Linked DNA regions of Homo sapiens: all the other regions are linked to region 1. A link is an interaction called in ENCODE POLR2A ChIA-PET data of the cell type or tissue named here. Cell type or tissue: OCI-LY7. All regions are shown on one strand.

Region 1 (2,500 bases):
CCTTTATAATTAATTCATTCATTTGTTCATATATTTATTCAGTAATTTCAGGGTGCAACGCACTGTGCTAGATGATGGAAATACAATTTTATCCTCTAGGAGTCAGTATCTTTCCCACCTAAACAGATTTCTACAATAAGATAGAAGTTAAACATTCCTCTGATTTTGAATATTTAAAAACCTTGTAAGAAAATGCATTATTTCAATTGGTTCCTCTGTTTCCATATGCATGTTTGCCCTCTCAAAGGTCTAGATTATGTTGCACAGAGATCAGCACCATTAATTTGGTTTGAATAATTAAACAAAATGTCTTATTTTGGAAAGTGCAAAAATATGTAACAAGATGATTTACAATTTCACGTCAAAATGTGTAATAGGTTGCTATGATTGTGATTAATCCCTAAAGAGAGAAAAAAATTAGAAGTAAAGTAACATTTTAAAGTAAAATAGATACATTAGAAATTCATGATTGGATAGATTACAAAATGTCTCTTGCCTCTGAATAATAAATATAATTTATTGATTCTCTCTGAATGCATTAGAGAAATAAAGCATGTAAAACAATCATTTAGGCTAAGTACATACAGCAAAGAATTGAAATTATCCTCTGCAGCAAGTACTAGGCTGATGGATAATAGCATATACATTCATTTTCATACCTCTTACCCCTTTTAAATATATCTCTAAGGAAAGACAGTGGTTATTTGACTTTCTCCATGTGAAATTTCCCATGCAGTGTAGCACATCTGTAAAAGATGTGTGAAAAGTACATTTTTCTATCAGGATTTTCATTCATAGTTAATTATTTCATTTAGCACGAGCAACATTTCCAATTTAACTTGTTCCAGAGACTGTAATATTTACAGCTAATTTCCAGCAAAACATTTAGAAATGGCTCAAAGTAAAAATTCATTACTGGGTTTTGCCATGTTTTAAAACGTCAAATGCAAATGAAAATCAAGGCAAGACTATACTTTACTTTTAGATCATGTATTTCAGTTCCTTTTTTTTTTTTTAAATAGGTTTGGTGTAGGTGGTAAGCTTGTAATGTCATTCTTTATTTAAAACACAAGGCAGAAAGGTCTCAGGAAGGAAGAGACATATGTTATTATCTGTCATGACCTTATACTTATGAATCTGGGGACAGATTTGGAGAAAGGTCTTCAAGTGACCAGATGGGCTGCCATGTTATTTAAGTTGCATATATTATAATAGCTTCATTTTGTTCTTAACCAATGTAACTCGCATCTTATCATTTACATTATTGTCTTGCTTCCATTATGGATGGTATACATTATGTTTTCCCCAAACTGAACTGACTCCTTGATCTGGGTTATGCATCCTACTTGCATACAGACATATTTTCACATACGTACTTTCCCATATGAATAGATGACCAGTAGATCTTATAACACATTTTTCTGAGAATTTACAGTGCTTTAAGTTACATCAATTTTTAAAGGGACTCAATAAAGTAATAAAATTTACACATTTATATTGAAATACAGTCATTTATACTATTATATGAAAAACCATAGTGAGTATAAGTGATTTTTTATTGTAATTGCTTTCTGACAGTAGGTATAAAATGAAGAAATTCAAAATGATGGAATTACCCTTGAAATTTGAGCCAACATAAGCAGTTTTAAAGTGTTAAGAGTTTAATGAGAAACATCACTGAGGTGGAAAAATTATGCAAACGTAAATTTTAAATGGAGCTTCCAAAAAGGAATAATTTTAAGATAGTCTAGCAAATGTAAGGGGTTGCTATTCCTTAGATGAGAAGTTTGATAAAAATATAAATAGAATAAAGAGTATATAGAGACATTTGCAAGTGTCTCCCATGTAGCATTTAATAAAATATTTATTTTATACCTACTAAGAATTTCGGGTACTGAGAGTTCCAGAGTGGGAGAGAGGAAGCACTATCAGAAAGAGAATGACTCTCTGTGGATGTGACATGGGCTGACACTTAAATGAGAAGAAGGAACCAGCCCACTTCTGGAGGGGAGATTCTCTAGGCAGAGGGAAGAACAAGCTTATCAGTCTCAAAAACACAAAACAGTTTATTTATCTTTCACTTTGGGAGGCCGACGTGGGCAGATCAACTGAGCTCAGGAGTTGGGGACCAGTCTGGGCAACTTGGTGAAACCCCCATCTCTATCAAAAATACAAAAAACAAACAAAAACAATTGGCTAGCTATAGTGGCGTGCACCTGTGCTCCCAGCTACTTGGGAGGCTGAGGTGGGTGAATTGCTTGAGCATGGGAAGCAGAGGTTGCAGTGAGCTGAGACCGCACCACTGCACTCCAGCCTGGGAGACAGAGTAAGACCCCATCTCCAAAAAAAAAAAAGTATATTTACTTTTAAAACCAAATGCTAAAAGAGTCAAACAAAAGTTCAATTAAAAATCAATATATTTATAACTAAAGTACATATTATCTTCTGAATATAAATACTACGTGTGCACAACAAATAGTATAGTATTTCTCTAGAGAAA
Region 2 (2,500 bases), 52 kb before region 1:
GGTCCCTTTTCCTTAGGAAGAAACAAACCTGTAAATTATAGTAAAGGTAAAGTGTGTTTCCTTCCTCCCACCCCACCCCCAAGCATGGCTATTCTATGAGGGATCAGGGCAACTCTCAGAATTCTCAGAGAAAATCATATGGGGTGTTCTAGTTTCCATTTTTACACAGGTGAAATCAGACAAAAGTGAAAAAAGACAGCATGGAAAAAAGAAAGTAGTAATGAACTCAGGACAATGCTGAAGGAGGAGGGGGCAGTTGGTTCACCTTGTCTGGTGACAGGGTAATCTCAGGTGACCTTCAGGAGCTATCTGGCTCAACGCCTATTTCCATTTGGTTTTCTTTGCTACGTGTCTACAGTCTCCACCCAGTAATGGTCTGAATACCCCCAGTGTGAGAAACTAATCCTCCCAGAAAGCCATCTATGCCTTCTTCAGATAGCTTCCATGGATAATAACTCACATTTATTAAAAACTTTATATGCAGTAGGCCTGACTTGGTATGCCATGGAGGACGGTGTTCTCTATGATCTCATATGTTTTCTATATGACAGTTCTCTATGATCCTTAACTCCTGATGTTCACTGCCCTTAGATGTCCTCTTTCCTTGAGTGTGGGCATGACCTATGGCTTACCTCTAACCAGTAGATATGGCAAAGCTTCCAGATGCATGTTGTTATATATATGCCGACTATGCACATATAACATATGTATATATGTCGGCATATATATGTTGTATATATGTCGGCATATATATGTTATATATATGCCGACTGTAGCACCTATCATGCTCACAGCCTTGTCTCCCTTGTGGGCTTTGAGGCTGGGGCTGAAGGCAGCCTCTGGGGCTGACAGCCAGCAAGAAACCAAAGCCCTGAACTGAATTCGGCCAACAACCTGGGTGCGCCTGGGAGTAGATCCTCTCTGAGTCAAGACTCAGTCGAGACTGCTATTCTATTTGACACCTTGATTGTAGCTCTGTGAGACCCTAAAAAGGACCAGATGAGCCGTGCCTAGAATCCTGACCCACAGAAACTGTGGGATAATAAACGTGTATTGTTTTAAGCTGCTAAATTTGTAGTAATATTGTTACATGGTGATAGATAACTAATGTAAATGCTTTATGTGTATTAACTCGTATAATCCTCATTACACTCTCATTTCACACAATGGGAAAACTGAAGCATGAAACTGAAGCAACCAGCTTAATTCCACACAGTAGTAGGTGGCAGGGCCGGCATTCAAGTAAGGCAGGCTAGCTCCAGAGCCTGCGTTCCTAACCAGATAGGTGTGCTGCCTTCCTATGCTTAGAAAGTTCTACCTTAAGCTGCTTCCTAGTCTGATTCCCTAAAGCTTGACCCCACAGCACGAATCAAACATCCAAACACAGGTGCTAGTCAGAGAAACTGAAAGAAACAAGCTGTGCTGGACACACATGTACAGGGTACGGATGTGAAACAGGGTGAAGAGCAACAGGTGCTGCCTCCCAGTATTCACCAGCCAAACGAGATGCTTCTGTGTTTAGACGGTGACTGCTGAGAGGGGGATCATGCTGGTTGGTGCCCTCTGGCCTATGAGTTCTAGTTCTGCCTCTAAGATCATGGAAAACATGATAATCCCTTTTCCATATGAGCTGAAATATTTCAAACTATTGATCTTTTTTTCCCCCAAATCCTCTATTTTCTCTTACTCACATAAATGGTGAGTTGTTTTTGCTGTTCTCTTTTGCAAATGGTCTTCTTGACACGTGCAGAAACAAATGGTTGTAGGCTCTGTGTGGTATCAGCTGGCAGAGATGCCTCGTCTTCTTCCTCATCTGCAGGGCTGGGTCAGGGATGCCCCCCACCCACCCAAGATATGGTTCTGATAGGCAGCGTCAATTCACTGATATTCTTTCCTGTCATTATAGCGGTTTTAAAAAAATTATCCAGGTAATAAACAAATGCGTTTTAGTGTAAGATTCCAATGAGACAGAAGGATTTGGGGCAAAGCCCAAGGGCACTCCTCTGCACTCTCCTTCTACTCCTCCCATCTCAGAGGAAGCCACTGTCAAAATTTGTGCCAACCTTTCACTCTCTCTTTTAAAACACTAACATTTCACCTAAATTGGATTGAACACCACAAAATGACTTGCTGTTTTCCAACATACCAATATGTCTTGGAGATCTTTTCATGACATGGCCTACAGGTCTACCTCATACGTTTAACAGTTTTATAAACCTTCCTAGAATAATGACATCCTAATTTGTTTGACCATTCCTCTATTGATAGATATTTTAGGTTGCTTACAATATTTCATTAACATCTTCAACATGCATCTCTGTACAGACTGACTTGCTATTATATTTTATACCCAGTTCTGCCCACTTTCATGGTCAACTCCACTCTACTTGTCCTCTTGCAGCTGACTGAAGGAACTCTCTGTTCCCACTTTTCTTTTTTTTTTTTTTAGACGGAGTCTCGCTCTGTCGCCGCCCTGGCTGGAGTGCAGTGGTGTGATCTC
Region 3 (2,500 bases), 89 kb before region 1:
ACCACACCTAGCCCCCTCTCTGTCTTTCCCTATCTGTTTGTAGTTTAACTGTGGGCTGGGCTGTCATCTTCCCTTCGCGCTGCACCCTTTGTCTGAAATATTCCTCTTCCCACCTGGCTAGCATGACCTCCTTTAAGTCTTCCTGGAAACGCCTAGCTCTGAATCACCCACAACACTGGACAAATCTTCACTATTAGCCTTTGCCTAAAAGCTATACTTAGAGTTTCTTTTAGGAAGGGGTTGTGTTTTATTGATATTCATATCCCCAGAGGAATACAGATGTATAATCAAAGAGCATTAGCTCTAGATAACTGGTTTCTCTTATGTCTTTGGCAATGGTTTGAGAGAGTAATTTCAAAGCAAACTGACTCATTTAAAGTTAAAAAAAAAAACACAGTACTTTCAGTATAATAATGTAATAATGGTAATAAGGCTAATGTTATTAGTTACTTACAAAGTGTTTGATAATGGTCTCAATAATGATCATGTGATTATAACATTTAATCATTACAAAAATCCTGCAACTACTATAGCTATTTTATAGATTAGAAACTGAAGGCTCAGAGAATTTAAATAACATGCCCAAGGTCACAAAGACAGAAATGAGCAAAGCTGCCATGTAACTGCTGACACAGTCTAAGCCTTTACACTCTATTTTATTGCCTAGTCTTGCTGAAAACGAAAAAATGTTGTAGCAAGGTTTGTGAACATAGTCTTAAATTGATTTTGTTACAAAATGACTACTAAATCTTTGGTGTTAGACTTTATGTGAAGAATACGAACTTGTGACTGATTATGCACATGTTTCCTGAGTACTGGAATCTGATCCCCAAGCTTCGAACACCATCTATATTCCCATTACTCTCAAATGTATATTTACAGTACAGATCTTTCTCTCAAACTCCAAATCATATCTTCAGGTCTTGACATTTCCTCTTGCATGTCAAATAGGCACCTCAAATGTAGTATTTCAAGCCATGAACTGCTGATCTTTCCCTCACAAATCAGCTCTGCCCACATTCTTATCCATTCCTGTTAACGGATACTCTGTCCTTCCAGCTGCTCATGCTCAAAACCTTGGGGTTAACTTTGACTCCTCTTTTTCTGCACAACTCACAAATCCATTAGGTAATCCTGTAGGCTCTCCCTTCAGAACAGATCTGGAATCTGACTGCTTTTCACTGTCTCCACTGCCATCTCTCACATGGATCACTGTAACTGCCCTCCAGCTCATCTCCCAGCTTCTACCCTGGTCTCTTACAGTCTGTTGTCAACACAGCAGCCAGAGAGCCTCTGAAAACAAATCACATCATGTCACTCCTCTGCCCCAAACCATATAGTGACTTCCTGTATCATTCAGAGAAAAACTTAAGGTCCTCCCAGTGGCCTATAGTGATACCCCACCCCCTTACATTTCTGACCCCATTTCCTAATTCTCTTACTGCTCATTCTGCTATAGCCACACTGTCCTCCTTAATGTTTCTATAACAACCGTAAGTATATTCCTGGCTTTTGGTCTTAGCAATGACTGTTCATTCTTCCGGGAACTCTTTTCCCCCAGAAATCCATACAACCAACTCCCTCACCTCCTTCACAAGTCATTGACTAATCTCACATTCTCAATGATGCTGTCCTAACCACCCTATTTGCAATTGTATTCCCACCCTGATCCCAGCACTCTCAATCCCTCTCCTTGCACTGCTTTTTCGCATAGCATTCATAGTATTCATACTGTATAATTATTTATTATGGTTTTATTTTATTATCTGTCTTCTGCTACAATATAAACTCTACTCATGTTCCCCAAGCTCCTAGTACATAGTGGTGGCTGGAACATAGTAAATGCTCAATAAGTCATTGCTGAACAAATGAATTCTACCAACTCTTCATAATCAACCTGAGTTCTCATTAGTATGGAAGAGCAAAAAGCTATCTCAGGGTAGCATCCATGTTCATAGCTAATAATAGGAGAGGTGGTGCTAGAACAGCATAAACACTGGGCAGCAGTCATATATCAGTATACCTCACAATGAATATGCATATGGACTTTGGAGTCTGGCAGCCTGGATTCAGATATTGAATCCAGGCTTTGTAAAATGAGAAAAAAAAATGCCTATCTTGTAGTGTTGATTGCCTTTTTATTGAAAACTTTGATAGTGCCAGGCACTATTCTAAATGTTTTCCAAATACTAACTTAATTAATCCTCATAACAAATCTATGAGTAGGAACTAATAATATTCGCATTTTACAGATGTGGAAACTAAGACATAGAAAGTGTAAGTAACTTTCTCAAAGGCATGTAGCTAGTAAAATGTGGAGCTGGGATTTGAACCTGTCTATTTGATACTAAAGTTCATCTCTGCTATGCTGACACTCCTTGTGGAAAGGATTAAATAATTCAATGCAAGTCAAGTTCTTTGTAATGCCAGACATTTGGTACAATCAAAATCTGTTGGCTACTGCTGTTATAATTACTATTATTACTACTTGACAATATGT

Evidence for each region. ChIA-PET counts read pairs that join two places held together with the same protein. Peaks named below come from ENCODE experiments on the same cell type or tissue, not always from the same donor. Only the 100,000 strongest peaks of a DNase experiment are listed, where the experiment ranks them.
Region 2: POLR2A ChIA-PET joins it to region 1 with 5 read pairs; 3 of 35 experiments call an interaction of 5 or more read pairs at or near these places.
Region 3: POLR2A ChIA-PET joins it to region 1 with 8 read pairs; 2 of 35 experiments call an interaction of 5 or more read pairs at or near these places.

The regions. Positions count from the first base shown.
Region 1 is chr12:66,623,999-66,626,498 of GRCh38, forward strand. The region is part of intron 1 of GRIP1 (glutamate receptor interacting protein 1); the gene reads right to left. Among named protein-coding and RNA genes, the nearest start is that of GRIP1, 54 kb to the right of the region's middle. In OCI-LY7, CTCF peaks have their summits at 46 and 257; a DNase peak (open chromatin) is centred at 1,073; H3K4me3 peaks cover 1,658 bases; H3K27ac peaks cover 2,441 bases.
Region 2 is chr12:66,572,355-66,574,854 of GRCh38, forward strand. All of the region lies in intron 2 of GRIP1 (glutamate receptor interacting protein 1), which reads right to left. Among named protein-coding and RNA genes, the nearest start is that of GRIP1, 110 kb to the right of the region's middle. In OCI-LY7, a CTCF peak has its summit at 2,437; a DNase peak (open chromatin) is centred at 1,447; H3K4me3 peaks cover 989 bases; H3K27ac peaks cover 1,581 bases.
Region 3 is chr12:66,534,981-66,537,480 of GRCh38, forward strand. All of the region lies in intron 4 of GRIP1 (glutamate receptor interacting protein 1), which reads right to left. Among named protein-coding and RNA genes, the nearest start is that of GRIP1, 140 kb to the right of the region's middle. In OCI-LY7, no CTCF peak of the experiment used is centred here; a DNase peak (open chromatin) is centred at 1,331.